Linked DNA regions of Homo sapiens: region 2 is linked to region 1. Evidence: read pairs that join two places in POLR2A ChIA-PET (ENCODE). Cell type or tissue: A673. All regions are shown on one strand. Region 1 overlaps GRIK2 (glutamate ionotropic receptor kainate type subunit 2). Region 2 overlaps GRIK2 (glutamate ionotropic receptor kainate type subunit 2).

What was found. Peaks named below come from ENCODE experiments on the same cell type or tissue, not always from the same donor. Only the 100,000 strongest peaks of a DNase experiment are listed, where the experiment ranks them.
Region 2: POLR2A ChIA-PET joins it to region 1 with 12 read pairs; 2 of 35 experiments call an interaction of 5 or more read pairs at or near these places.

What each region holds. Positions count from the first base shown.
Region 1 is chr6:101,914,533-101,922,532 of GRCh38, forward strand. The region is part of intron 12 of GRIK2 (glutamate ionotropic receptor kainate type subunit 2); the gene reads left to right. Among named protein-coding and RNA genes, the nearest start is that of GRIK2, 520 kb to the left of the region's middle. In A673, no CTCF peak of the experiment used is centred here; DNase peaks (open chromatin) are centred at 2,654, 2,794, 4,159, 7,689 and 2 weaker places; H3K4me3 peaks cover 985 bases; H3K27ac peaks cover 8,000 bases.
Region 2 is chr6:102,047,264-102,055,263 of GRCh38, forward strand. The region is part of intron 15 of GRIK2 (glutamate ionotropic receptor kainate type subunit 2); the gene reads left to right. Among named protein-coding and RNA genes, the nearest start is that of GRIK2, 660 kb to the left of the region's middle. In A673, no CTCF peak of the experiment used is centred here; DNase peaks (open chromatin) are centred at 3,988 and 4,678; H3K4me3 peaks cover 504 bases; H3K27ac peaks cover 6,262 bases.

The sequences.
Region 1 (8,000 bases):
AAGAATCTGTCGACATTATAGTCCTTGCAATGTGGGAGTTACTTTGGTTTGGAGTGTGAGTCGTATTACTGATCCTGACAATGTGTTGCCCCCCCACCACACCCAAGTGTTACTCTTTCTAATTGGAAACCTTTTGGCATAGTGCTAACTAGCTAATATGCTGCATTCACTTTTATTTACTCTTATCAAATGGGATTATGAGTGTATGATATCAGGTTTCTTGAGCTTTCAGTTATATTCAATTGAACCAAATATATTTACATTCAGTTGTGTTTATTTTATTTAAAACCATCTTCCTAAATTGTAAACTGATATATTATTTCTTAGCTTACATAAAAGTGTTTTCTAAATGTTTTATTACTTTCATTCCTTTCTTAACCATAGTTTAACTTCATCCAACTTCAAAACATCACCATATCATTTTACATTATGAAGCCTTTTACATCTAAGTATAGAAAACGCATTATAGCCTTAACTAACATCCTGCTCATTAATGATTTGGAAGGTAACTGAAATTAATTATAGCTAGGAAAATCTTTTCCTTAGAAACTAACTCTAAAAGTACTTAAATATGTACAATTAAAGAAAAAATGATACGGGCTGTGTGACTCAAAACTAATGCACACACAATTACTTTTTAAGTAATATGGATAATTTATTGAACAATAAAAATATTTTGGGATATATGTTATTTATAACTAACAACAGAAGATGTATAATAGCAACTGATAACAGAATAACAACCATTCTTATTGAAAGAAATTGCCATGCAGGTTACATAAACTACGTATTTGGAATGATGACTAAAAATTTTCAGGCTAAGAAGATTGTTTATTATTCATTAAGAAAGTAAAAAATTAAAAAAACAAGCAAACAAATAATAAAACCTAAAAGTGAAGTGGTACTTGCTGAATATAAGAAGATCACACAGTTTCACAGGATAATTTGGTATGTTTGCAGAGCATGCCACTGAAAAGAAACCTTTATTTTATTTACTATGGAATAAAACAGTATTTTAGGAAATTATTTCTTAGACTTGTAATAACATTATAAAAGATAACTGCACAGACGAAACTTCAGGGTGGCAAGGATATTTTTACAGAAGATTCTTGTAGTGAATCCTTGAGTTTCATATGGATATTATAAAAGAATGTAATGGCAGTGAGTTTGATATGGTGCCTTCCCCAAAGTTACATGACATTATGTTTGATAATTGTTTATCGTAGACACATACAATGTTTTAAGCTTACTTCTTAATATTTTATTTTCTGAAATCAATGTCAATTAAAAATTAATGGTTTTGAAAAATAAGCAATCTATCCCGGAAGGTATTTTTTCCCCCTCTCTTCAAATATGTTTAGTTAAATTCCTTTAATTTGATTTATTTCATTTGAGAGATACTGTGATCTTTCAGAAAAATTGCTGGGGCTCTTGCTTTTAGTATTTCTTCATGGATTTAAAGAGATAACTTTTTCTAACAGTGTAAAAAATAGCAATATTCTATTCCATGTGAAAAATAATTCAAATTCAGGTGGCAATGTTAAAATATAGTACAAACATAATACTGTAAAGTTTAGGCTTCAGGTAAATTTGAATGTTCCTTAAGGATTTCATATCTATGCATATATTATTTAATTTTAACATTTGAAATATTTATATTATTAGGCTTGATATGGCAGTAAATAAAAAATAACATTTATTCCATAATATTTTTAATAGAAATTAGTTAATACACTTATTAACTAAAGCATGATCTTTTCTTGAGCATTTGTGACGTTTTTTGTATTCTGATAATATCACAGACTTTATGACCAAATCTTAATTATTGAATGCTCTCAGTGTGCATGATTTGGTTCTACATAGTGAAGGATATAAATATGTTAAAAAGTGATGAAGCAGGAAGTCTTCTATTCGAGTGAAAATTAAGGAATTACTCATTGATTGGAAAGTAGGAAAAACTAGAAATAGTATTCCTCTATAATTAGGAATAAATTAGATCATAGGAATTCCCTTTTCTTGTTTTATGGGAAATGATAAAGATTGAAATGCTGACTGGAATGGATTGCAATAAGAGAGTAGGAACATTTTCACAGGCGATCTCCATTACAGACCTGACTCAAACCTTCTGTGCACTTCAGAGATACCTGATTTATACAAAACTGAATTTTTATACTAATGTAATAGTTTTCTTAAGTCATTTGTTACAGTTCAGAATGAGACAATATAGCTAAGTTTGTTTCATAATTGGCAAGTGTGACACAAACATCAGGTGATGTTATTATTCATTATATGTAACATTTTCAATAGTTTATTATTTAAATTTGCCATCTCTGTAATGCCTCACCTTATTCTTTCATGGCTTGTTTTAAACAATTTTAGTCGCAGGCAAGTCTGCTTTACAAAGGCTTGAGATGTTCCCATTTTATGCCTGATCCCACTACAGATGTCATGAAAATGGCATAATTTCAGCAGATTGTACTTAACAGATAGGTGGTAAGGTTGTCTATTATCTGATAAGCCTGTAGAGACCTCATTTCCTTTCTTCCTGACATTTAATCTAATTTTCTGCCAAGTATGATAGTTGTTATAACTGGCCCTTCTCAGGCCATTTATGGGTTAAACTAATAGTAATTTCATACCCTAGAAGTAGAGTTACCCTAGCAACTCTCAGTCCATCTAGATCCAATTTCTAAAAATACTCTCTCATTTCTGGCTATTTTCTTTTGTACTGGAGACACAACTATGAAGTCCATTTCCACGTTCTGCTTCTCAAGAAAATGCCAAACACACCAGTGGATCCATGCTCACTTGTGTTGGCACCAAACTGGCCTGATCACCTATGTTGAAAAAGCACATGGCTCATTTAAATAATGCTGAAAAGTTGAGCATAGCTGAAGTGTAGGATGATTTTAAAAAAATCCAGAGTTGAGCCTGAAAACATGGCTTATAGTCATTCTGTGAAAGTTTTTAACGTATATGGGTTTTTAGTGTAGCAATTACCTGTTTTCCATTTCTCTCCTAAATAACCAAGTTAGCATTACCTTGTCACTTGCCTTTTTTTTTTTAAGTTTGGATGATGTAACTTCTCTTATTAAGAAGGACTACTGTATTTTCTTTTGAGAATTTTATATTTTTATTCAACAAAGTGTACCACTCCTTAGCAAATAGTAATCATCCTTCAAAATATTCTTTTTTCCCCACAAATACAGAAGTAACAATTGAAAATTTGAATATCAAATTTTGAATTTTTAAATTACTTTGGAAATTAAAGTAAAAAGTAGTAAGAGATCACGTCTTCACATTATTAGTTTAACTATATGCCCATGAAAAGAAAAACAAAGTCACAGTAAATATGAAAATAGTATGTAATGAAAAAAAAAACTTTGTATTCCTCGTACTAGAATGTTTGTTTATACTTGATTTTGAAAATGATTGTGTCTATTTTGTTTAAGACAAATTAATGTGAAAAGCTATTTATTTTCCCTATTCCAATCCATTTACTCCCATCTATAAAATGAGGTGGGGAATTAATATGTCAACAAAGCAATTAAGTAGAACAAAAAAACCAGAATATTACCGTTAACTGCTGTTAAATTTTTAAACAAGATTTGCTTTGAATTTTTCATAACACGTGAAAGTTGAGGATTGTTATGTAATAATGATGATGATGAAAAAATAAACACATATTGAATTTAAATTCTGACATATAAATAGGACACATTCTAGAAAGGCCATTTCAGCTTAAGGAAAAAAAGTGTTCAAATGTGTAAAATATATCACTAATTGGCTTAAAATTATATATGTTATAAAAATCATTTTTGTACTCTTCATTAGTTGTAATGTAGTTTGCCTGTGATATGACAAAGTGTTCAAATTAATGTTGAATTAGCTTTTTTTTCAAAAAATGGTAATGTATTCCCTCAATGAGTAGTAGATTATTTTATATATTTTCTAAATTATTTCTTTGCTCTAAAGGTCTAGAGTAAGAAATCTTTAAACAAGGATTATATACTTTCAGCTAACATTTATGTAGCAATATGTAGTTTGAAAACGGCTTTGCACATATTATCTCTCATGCTGAGTTTTCCCGCCTCCTCTTTAGAAATAAATATTCAGCTCAGAGAGATTTAGTGATCTGTCACCACATACAAAGTATGTATTTGGCTGGAATTCAAACCTTCCAGTCTCAAAACTTGTAGTCATTCTATTATGCCTCTTTTAGGCACTGAAGTAATGCAAGTGCTAATAATAATGAGGAGGAGGAGAATGATTTTTAAAAGTCCATCTCTCAAAGGCCTCATGAAACTCTGGAAATACAAAATTGATACATGAAATCACATTAGTACAGCAAAAGACAGTAGGTGATAAATAGATATTTGAAACAGATCAACTTTTGGGCAAAAGCAAACACTATGGAATTTCAGAAAGGAGTAGCATAGAAGCCAGTTGGGTGAATTAACTGAAGAGGAAGAGGACTTTTCACTTAATAGAAACAGCATAAACAAAGGCATAATGAGACAATGGGCCAGTCTACATAATAGTTTGAATAAAGTTAAAAATATTGAGTCATATTATATTGAGCCTTGAAATTCAGAGACAGAGAAAGTTAAACCTAATAATTCAGTAGTTAATAGATATTGATTCTACACAAGGGGAGTTTCATGATGCATAACTTAATATGAGGATAGTTTTACAAGACAAAAATGGAGAAAAGGAGAATCAAGTAGAGACAGTTTTAGAAAGTCCGTGATTAAGAATGGAAACAAAAGTGCAATGAAGTCGGTAAGATGAATCAAAGATACATTTTTAAAAAGTTGACATGTCTTAAGCATAGTTTGTATTTAAGTAAAAATAGTAAAAGAAGATACACTTTAAGTCTCAAGAGCTCAGAGAAGTGACACATCAATTTAGAAAAGGAGAAATTGGGAAACAGAGATAATATGGGGGAAGTTATTTGGTTCAATTTTAAACATTTTAAGCATGAGGTAATGGTGAGCTACCTAGGTAGGAAGTTACAGAGATGGATGGAAATCCATTGAGGGAGAATTTATGGCTGTAAATTAAGAGAGTTTTGTAATCATCAGTATAGAAGTTAAAGTCATGAGTGTGTTAAGTGATTAAGGAAGAAGGAAAGTTTTGAGAGCTGAAACAGAGCCATGACAGATTATCTGTTAGTGGGGCAGAGAGTGAGAAACAAGGGTGCATGTCAGAAGTTCAAAGGGAAGGCATCATTCAATAATAATGGTATTAGAAGTTCAAAAATGGTTAAAAAGTAGATTTGAGGAACAAGACAATGGATTTAAAAGCAAGATTTTAAAACAATGGAAGTTTAGGATTAAGGAGAAATTAGGTGTAAAGATATAGGAGAATAATCATTTTAGATGTTTGGCCAGAATTTGAAAAAGAAAGAGAGAAGTAAAAGGAACATACAAATAATTCAAATATGTTTCAAATGCTCACTTTTTTAAAAACCTTGTGCTAAAAATTTGAGGAGATGCAAAGATAAATAAAGAACTGTATTGGGATGTATTCAATTACAATATAATGGAAAAGGGAAAAGATGTGCATTAATTTATAGTGAAGAAACCAGGCTGTGATAAGTATGACTTGACCCTCTTCATTTTATAAATATGGAGAAAAGAAAGATATACTTGGGTTACACAAGTAGTGGTTAAGCGTCTCTAATGAAGACAGCCCAAAATAAAATAGCTTGAATTAGTGGACATTTATTTCTCTCTCATCCCCAATCGAGAGAACAGTCCAGCTCTGGTGGGACAGCTCTGTTTTCCTCAGCAAGGGGCTTCTAATACTTCTCTATTTAGCACCATTTCCTAAAATGAGGAAGATTCCAGGGCAAATGTCTTTAATGAGAATTTTCAGAAAGTTGTGCATATTGCTTCTAATCGTATGTCAGTGGCTCAAATTGGGTTGAATAACAAGAGCAGATGAGAAGTACAGTTTTAGCTGGGCATCAATGTTACTACTAAAACCCAAGGAGGAAAACAAATACTGAGCGATAGTCATCAGTCTCTATTATAGATATCCTCCATGAAGAGAGAATGAGGAAAGTTACTGAATGGTAGTACTGGGTAGTATTGAAGGATGGGTGTAGGATTTGAATATCTATGGAGTGAAGAGTAGGGAATTACAGGGTAAATGACAATATGAGCAAAGAAATGAATAAGAATAAATACAGGGCTTTTTTTTTTTGGAAAGGGGGGTCAGAGATCACATTTGCTAAGAAAAGTGGATCATAATCTTGAAATGTTTTTGAAGGAAAGTGTGAAGAATCTTGAATTCCATGTTTAAAGTCTGGATATTTTATATATGGACAATGGACACAATTAAAGATTTTTAAAATAGAGATGTGATATTATGGGAATTATTCCACATTAAAATCAACTGGGAAGCGGTATATAGAGATTAGAAATTTGAATAAAAAGTGGAAAGTCCAGTTAGGAGACTACTGCTATGGATATGACAGCCTGAACTAGTATAGTGCCAATGGGAATAAACAGAAAATGGGAAGGGCAAGAAATGAAAAAGACATTCTAGAAGTTTACCGACATAATTTGACAACTGCTGGAGTTTTGGGTTATGAGGCAAAGAAATATAAAGAATGGAAGTTGATTCAAAGGATATTAAGCCTAAGTGATTTAAGGGCTAGTGGCAGGGCCACTGCAATTGTTCATTTAAGGATGCTGGCAGGTGATGGTATTAACAGAGATAAGAAATGTAATAAAAGAAAAATTAGTAAAAATTGTGAATTAATATAGGACACTGTGGTATTGGAGAGTCTACTGTCAGGACAGTGGAAATTCACTTTAAGTCAAGGGAGTGAATAGGATTTAATATATATATTTGGGGAAACAAATAATTGTATGAGCAGAAAAATATTAATTTGGAGGCCAATTGATTTAAATTATGATTTAAATTTAAAAAGTGAATCCGAAAGAGTTGGAAGATGAGGACAGATACTGAAGCAAGATCTGGAAACAGGGAAGATAGAATTCAGTGGGACAGTCAATCTTAGAGGGGTGAGATGATTTAGCTTAAAAAAATAAATAATGGAGCTAGAATAAGAGTTGTGTTCACGTTAATGTGAGAGAGATAAGGTAGACCACAGACAAAGCAATGCAAGGCCAGTGAGTAAGAGTGTGTGTGTGTTGGGAGATATTGCTTGAAAGTGGGAATCGGAGATAAAAAGAATTGACTTACCTTTCCTCACTATTAGAGGAATGGTAATGAATCAAATTGAGAAAGAGGAAAAGCTTCCCAAGTATTGCCATAAAGAGCAAATTGGAAATTCATATTGGAGACCATTTTTCTTAGCCTGTATTTGTATCTTTTGGAAGCTTTATCCTTTTGGATATCTTCAGTTTAAGAAAAAAAGCAGAGAATGTGAGGTAAAACATGTACATTATTTTAATTTAAATATCAATTTACCAAACATTTATTTTTTTCTCTTTTGAATAAATTATACAAGAGACTTCCTTGAAACCAGTGTCAGTGTTCCCAGATTCTTCCTTCCTACCTTTCTCCATTTCCTTCCTTCCTTCCTTCCTTCCTTCCTTCCTTCCTTCCTTCCTTCCTTCCTTCCTTCCTTCCCTCCCTTCCTCCCTCACTCCTTCCTTCCATTCTTTCCTTCCTCTTCAGATTATATAGTCTGAGAAAATAGAAAATAAATTTTTCAAATGTATATGTATAAATTTGGATATCTCCCCAACCCTACAACCACGTCTCATTCCTCTCATTTCCCATGGAATCCCTTGAAACATCTATATAATACTTCAGGGCTTAAGGAACTCTATGAAAAAACTAGTGATCTCAGTCAAACAAATTACACAGTCTCACTATCTTTAGCTATGTTTCTAGGAGTTGTCATATGGGAAAACTAAATCTAGCTTTTATAGACCAGTTTCATGTTAATAGCTAATATACTTTTAAGAGTAGGAAAAATATGTTTTAATTATCAAGAAATTAAAATTGGAGGTTGAATA
Region 2 (8,000 bases), 130 kb after region 1:
CACTTCTTTAAAAAAATAAACAAAATAGACAAACCTTTTACTAGGCTAAGGGCAAAAAGAGAGGCGACTCAAAATCAGAAAGAAAAAGAAGGCATTAAACTGAAAACTCTAAAGCATTACTGAAAGAGATTGAAGACACAATAAGTAGAAAGATATCTATGTTCATAGATTGGAAGAATTAATATTGTTAAAAATTTTCTTCCTGGCCAGGTTCGGTGGCTTATGCCTGTAATCTCAGTACTTTGGGAGGCCGAGCTGGATGGATCACAAGGTCAGGAGTTCGAGACCAGCCTGGCCAACATGGTGAAACCCCATCTCTACTAAAAATACAAAAAATTAGCTGGGCATGGTGGTGTGAGCCTGTAATCCCAGCTACTCAGGAGGGTGAGGCAGGAGAATTGCTTTAACCCAGGAGGCAGAGGTTGCAGTGAGCCAAGATCACACCAATGCACCCCAGCCTGGGTGGCAGAGCAAGACTCCATCTCAAAGAAAAAAGAAAAAAAAAATATTTCTTCCTACCCAAAGCTATCTACAGTTTTAATGTAAACTCTCTTAAACTTTCATTGTAATTTCTCATAAAAAATAGAAAAGCAATCCTATAGATTATGTGAAATTACAAAAAGGCCTAATACTCAAGGCAATAATGAGCAAAATAAAATAAAGCTAGAGGCATCACAATATCTGATTTCAAATTACACTGCAAATCAATAGTAATCAAAATAGCATGGTACTGCCCCCCTCCCAAGAAAAAAATAGACATATTGACCAATGGAACTGTATGGAGGGTGCAGAAATGAACCCACACTGTATGGTCAATTGTCAAAACTATCAAGAACACCCAATGGAAAAAAACAGTTCTTCAATCAACGGCGTTGAGAAAACTGGATATCCACAAGCAGAAGACGTAATTTGGTCTTTTTCTCACAACACATACAAAAATCAACTCAAAATGCATTAAAGAATTAAAAGTAAGGTCAGAAATTGTAGAAGTACTAGAAGAAAACATAGGGCAAAAACTATACAACATTGAGTTGGGCAATATTTTTTTAGATTTGAACCCAAAAGTGCAGGCAACAAAAGCAAAAATAGACAAATGGGATTACATCAAACTAAAAGTTTCTGCAAAGGAAGGAAAAAAAATAATAGTGCGAAGGGACAACCTAGAGATTGTGAGAAAATATTTGCAAGCCACACACTCAATAAGGTGTTAAATCAAAACTATATTAAGAACTCAGACAACTGAATAGCAAGAAAAAATTATTTAAATGAGTAAGGGACCTGAATAGACATTTCTCAAAAGAAAACATACAAATGACTAACAGATATATGAAAAATAATTCACCATTGTTAATCATTGGGGAAATGCAAATTAAAACCACAGTGACATATCACCTCACACTAGTTAGAATAGCTGTAACAAAAAAGACATAATGTATTGGAGTAATGACAAGCTAGAAGAAATGTAATATTATTAGTAGTCTACTTCATAAAAATATTTTCCCAGAACCAAAGCGAGCAACTAGTACCAAACCACTACCTAATGCTAGGTCATATACAGCATGTAATATAATATAATTACAATATCTGAATAACTAATGAATATAAAATAAAAGAAACAAATGTCCTTTCGGAGGTGGCCAGAGAGGATATGTCATATGAAAAAAAAGCAATACCCAGTAAGCCCTTTAGACTTTTAACAAAATGTATGAAGGATTTGGGTTCTATTAAGGAAGAACAAAAAGCATATTTTTATTATTTTTTTCAAAAATTGGTTTCATCAATTTTAGTATACAGCTATATTTAAAGTGTTCTTATAACTCTTGTCCCACAAAATTATCTTGCAAATAGACTTCAAAGCCAGTTGTGGAACTGTGTTTTAATACAAGCAGTGTGCTGTGAATTCTTATGAAGCATATGGAGCAATAGATGAAAAAGGGAACCTACAAAAAATACAAATTGGTAAGCTGTGAGTTCACAATATGTAAGTTCAAAGGCAGAAAGGAGAGTACATAGGGTCAGACAGAAAAATCTAATGAAGGGGCAACATATTTTCCACAGAGAGAACACATGTAATAACAATAGTAATTGTTATCTAAGGTTATCTTACTTTACAATAAGTATTAATAGTAATTATTGTTTCTAAAGCCATACAAATTGAATTTAAAAGAAAAGAATTTATGGGGACATTAATAAGCGAGAGGGAAAAATTCTTCCCCGACAATAAATTTAAACATTAGAAACAAGTTTTATTTAATTTTTTCTGTTCTTTCCTTTAATAGATAGATGGAAGCCTTTACTTTGCTAATGTATAATGTGAATTTGCATGAGATATATTTGATATGTAGTATTAATCAAGATTATTTGTACAAGTAATCCTTTACAAATCAAACAGATGTACATTTACCAAAAACAGAAGTGCATGTGGGAATAGCCAGTTTGGGAAATACTGTTGTAAAGAGTTTTAGAAGGAGATATATTATAAAAAGCAAGAATGATTTTGTTTCTGACCCTTGTAATTGATTAAAGCATACAGAAGCTTGATTTGAAAGTAAAGAAACATTTGAAAGGCTGAATGAGAGGTTTCCAGAATGTAAGATAATGCAATTTCAGCATGTTAAATATAAGATACATTGATTTCAGTATATATTTTTAAATATAGGATAATGTGATTTCAGTATATTCATTATTGGACAATTTGCTGTGCAACCTTTAAAGAAAAGTTATTTATCAATGAATAAGCCTCCCTCAGAATTAAAAGAAATGCTGACTGCATTTACTTTATTAGTCCTATATTATCTAGACGTAATGAAATAAGATAAAGAGAAAAATGTTGGCATGTAAAATTGAGAGTTTGTACAGGGTAGTAAAAGGGCTATAGAAGAAATAAATCAATATATTGTATATAATAGACTTAAACTTTAAAATTAAGTATTTAGAACTACGTGCACATTTCATTCTACAAGTAAGGTTCCTAGAATGATAGAGAGGAAAGAAAGGAAGAAGGAAAAAAGGGGGAAGGGAAAGAATGATAGAGGGGGAAGGGAGAGAAGAGCACAGGAGGGAAGTGGAAGTTAGGGAAGGAAGGGGAAGGGAACAAAAGAATACAGGGCCCCAGCACGGTGGCTCAGGCCTGTAATCCCAGCACTTTGGGAGGCCAAGGCGGGTGGATCACGAGGTCAAGAGATTGAGACCATCCTGGCCAACGTGATGAAACCCCGTCTCCACTAAAAATACAAAAATTAGCTGGGCGTAGGGTGCCTGTAATCCCAGCTGCTCGGGAGGCTGAGGTAGGAGAATCACTTGAAACTGGGAGGCGGAGGTTGCAGTGAGCCAAGATGGCACCACTGCACTCCAGCGCCTGGGCGACAAGAGCAAAACTCGGTCTAAAAAAAAAAAAAAAAAAACGGAATAAGAAATAAAAAGAGAGTACAGGAAAGGCAAAAAAAGAAAAAGAAAAAGGAAAGGGAACACAGAGGAATGAAAAAGTAGGGAGGGAAAAAAGGAGAAAAGGAGGGTAGAGGGAGAAAGGGAGGGAGGGAGGACAGAAGGAAGGAAGGAAGCAAGGAAAGAAATAAAGAAGAAAGATAAGAATAACTCAATTTAATAAACCCAGCAAGTTAGCTCTGAAATATTTGGTGAGATTTGTGTTTACTGTTTATAATAATCACAGTTTAATCTCTTAAGGAGTTTTAATCTATGTCTTGGGAGAGATTCTCATGAAATCACAATATTACATAAAAATATTTGATTAAAGTTTAACATAAAAGGGACATTTAGAGACAATAACTCTATTGTTGAGGAAGTTCTGGATAGATACATTTGTAGTTTTTATGTGCCCATCCATACGCTGTCATTGTATGTCACTTGAAACTGCCTCTATACCTCCTTTGAGGGCTCATTTGGAGCATCAGGTCTTATACATCTGACATATGAAGAGGTTTCACTATGTAATAACTGTATGTACTATGACTGCCTGCTTCCCTCCCTCCCTTCCTTCCTTCCTTCCTTCCTTCCTTCCTTCCTTCCTTCCTTCCTTCCTTCCTTCCTTCCACTCTCTGCAAGCTAGGACTTTTTTTTACTTGGTAAAAGGGATCTTTTGGCAACTTGTAAAAAGATAATTTACAAACATGAGTTCCTTACTGTGAATATGGAGAATTTGTTTAAATTATCAAAGAAAGTCCCACTGAGAGCAGCGATATAGAAAGTACCAAAGATTAGAGATTGAAATGAAGATTCAAGGCCTAATTTGGCTTTAAAAGTGTTGGGTTTATCCTGAATTTTTTAAAATAATTTATTTGTCAATGTTTTAAATGTGTGAATTTTAGACAAAATATTTCATATGATCTGACAAAAAAGTGAAAATATATGGTCACCCTGTGACCATATAGTCTCACAAGGTTTTAGTAAAACTGCAACTGAAGGCCGTCTATTTTGAGTGTTGCAGTTTTCCAGATATTTTTGTCTACCTTCCTCCACTCATTTATGGTTGTCTGTCCTCCTAACAGTTTGAAAATTGACTCTAAGTTACAATGATGCATGTTCTAATAGACACATTTATAATTTCCTTAGTGTTTTCTAATTAAAGTTAGAGGCCCCTTGAAAACATATACATATTTCTTGAAGGTGACCTTACAGTGTGACTCCTGAGCTTCTCTCAGTTGACATTCAGCAACATCAGTTCTTTGTTTGCCAACATACAGATTCATGTGGGAGTTTGAACTTGGGAGGAACTGTCTCTATCTACATAATTAATGAGTGTTCACTTCATTAGAGTTAAGTGCATGGCTGTTCATGTCACAGGGAGAATGGAAGATTCTTTCGTTCTTTGGTCTCAATGTGTCCTTGAGATTTTTCATCTAGCTGAAATTTCAGTCCACATTTGACTTCAGCTGGCATATTTGTAGAAATACTTCCAAAGGAGCATCAAATTATGTATCAAATAAGTAATAATTCATTTTTAATTACTTGTCCTTTTAAAAAATACTTAAACTAGATCAATGATGGAAGGACAAGTAAAACATGTCATTGATTTATTGGCATTGATTATATTCCTTATATTATTTCATCTTGTTTAAAACCTTAATAAGCCCATTAACTTTGTACATTTGATTCAAATCAAATATCATTTAAACATTCCTATGTTCATAAAAGCAAGTGTGCTGAGGTTTGCTAGCAATGGGAAATTTGTATATTCACATTCAATGCTGGAAATAGGAAGTTCAGCTGGCGAAAAGTCAAGCGGTGTCTCACTTGCTGAAAAGTAGGTTGCTTTTGTTTATTTGTGTCTTATTTTGTTCTTGAGAATGTAATGGAGAATATAGTGTTTGAAGATACTGGAATAGACATCCCAGTGCAGTTGGTGCATATAGTGAGTTGGCAATAATATTATATTCTTTCAATAGTTCTCAAAATGAGAAATGAGCTCTCACAAAATAAATACTTAAGTGGATTAAGAATTTTCTATATTTGAAAGTCTACTTTCCAAGTAATCACCCTTCACAAATCTTGCTTATAATTATATTTATATAAAAGAAATTACAGTCTGGGCACCTTGGCTCATGCCTGTAATCCCAGCACTTTACAGGGCAGGTGGATTGCTTGAGCTCAGGAGGTCAAGGCCAGCTGGGCAACATGGTGAAACCCCCTCTGTACTAAAAATACAGATGAGGTGGCGGGCACCTGTCATCCCAGCTACTCAGGATGCTGAGGCAGGAGAATCACTTGAGCCTGGGAGGCAGAGGTTGCAGTGAGCCAAGATCCCACCACTGCACTCCAGCCTGGGTGAAAGAGCGAGACTCTGTCTACAAAGACAAACAACAACAACAACAACACACACACACACACACACACATACATACACACACAAAGAAAAGAAATTACAACTTTTTGATAACCAGGTGTGGCCATTTTCACAAACACTATCAACACAAGATTTGTTGCATATACTGTTTCTAATTCAAAGAAATTTGATAAACTATCATTCTGTTTAAAATGGAGATACTCTTCCCCATTAAGTAAGCATTTATTTTGCAGGGAAAATATATCATTATCAGAATAAAATTGATCTTTCAACTGGCACCATGCTAGATATAGCAAATTAATAAATACTGAATAGTCAAGCAAAATGACCTTAGTTTATGGTGTTTTATTACATATCACAGAGACTCAAGCACCATGTTATTGCTCTTACGTTATGTTAAAATGCTTTTAGTCAGTTATTATGCTCCTCAGAATATGCAAACATTTGCTGAGAGCCTATGATTTGAAAAATGATTGAGAATTCAGATGGATGGATGTTTCATTAGTGTTCTTTAGTGTTTATGCTAATGGATGTAGATATTCATCTGCATTAGATATTACATAAGTGATATTTTTGTTAATTTGTTGACCAGAAACATATAAAAATAATGAAGCACATGCATCTTTCTATATCTGTTAGATGGATGGATGGATGGATAAATGGATGGATGGACTGATTGGACAGACAGACAGATAATAGATAGCCTCCATACAAAAAAGCTTGTAATGTATTTAGGAAAATAGAACATATCTCAACAGGTAAATAATAATACCAGGGAACCTAGGCTGAATGCCCAGTGAGTGATCAAGACAGAAAGTAGTATAAGTTGGGCTAATATATTGAAATCTGAAGTGGTTAAGGGGCAGAATTTACACTGCACCTTCATGTTAGATTAGTATTTTAAGAAGAGCACAGGGGAGAAACTGAGAAGCAGAAATTCCCCTAATATACTTAAGAATTCTTGCATAATGAAAATAAAATATTTGAGTTCTAATTATAGGAATGGGCAATGCCCCTATTTAGGAAGGCTGTAAAAAATGTAGAGAAGCCATAAACTTCTACAGCTTTTAAGTAGAGAAAAGATGATGTTAAACAACTTTTCAGTTGAGTTTGGTAGATCTTCATTTGTCCAACTTTTTAAACAGGTTACTTACATTCTATGGTTCTCGTCTTTCTACTTTTACATTGCCTACTCTCACTAAAAGAGATGTATAGATGTGGACACATTTAAATCAAAACAAAATTACAGGCAATGTTGAATACAAGCTGAAATGTTTAATATTTTTCTGGAAGCAGGAAAACACTATGGGTGAATTTGTACACAAAAAATGGAATGTGCAGTATAGTGTCTTAGGAAAAAGATCACACTTTAGAAGCAGGCTATTTCTGGGTGGGGGAAAGGAATAAAACCAATCCCTTGGAACAGATATAGAAAAATGCATGTGCTTCAATATTTTTATATGTTTCTGGTCAATGAATTAGCAGATATTACTTATCATGTAATATCTAATGCAGATGAGTATGTACCTCCATTAGCATAAACAATACGTTTTATTTATATTGTTGCCTCCACTGGAAAAAAACAAAATAAAACCTTGTCTCCTATAAAATAAATTGATAAAGGAACAACGCCCCAAATGTTTACAATACGTGGCTGTATGCCCCTTGATTTATAAAGTAAATCACCATAATGATTTTTAAATTATCTAAGTCCATACAACCTGTGACTTCTGTTATGCACATCACATAACAGATACTAGTGACTGCCCATTATCTGCTAAGTAAAAGATACCATTGAATACAGCTTATTAGTAATTATTCCCTTAAATTACTGCATTTAATCTTTGGAAACACCAATTTTTCACAACTTTTCTGGTCTAAAAATAGAGATAGCTGTTTTATCAGTGCTCTGGTTTCAGTGTAGAATAAATTGTAGATATGAATGAAACATCTTTGCACTCTATCCGTTTTCCTTTGTGGATTCTTTCTTACTGTTTTACAATGCTGTAAGCTGAGTCCACCTTTTAGGAGACATATTCTTTCTTAAAACAAAATTCATTTAATTCCTCAATATCTAGCAAGGCTATCCATTTTAATGATCTTGTTAAACGTCTATGTGTTTTTTCCAGTTGTTTTTCTCTTCTGAAAAAACATTGGCACACTTTGAAGCATTTTGAAAAATCTCTGCCCTCCTCTCATC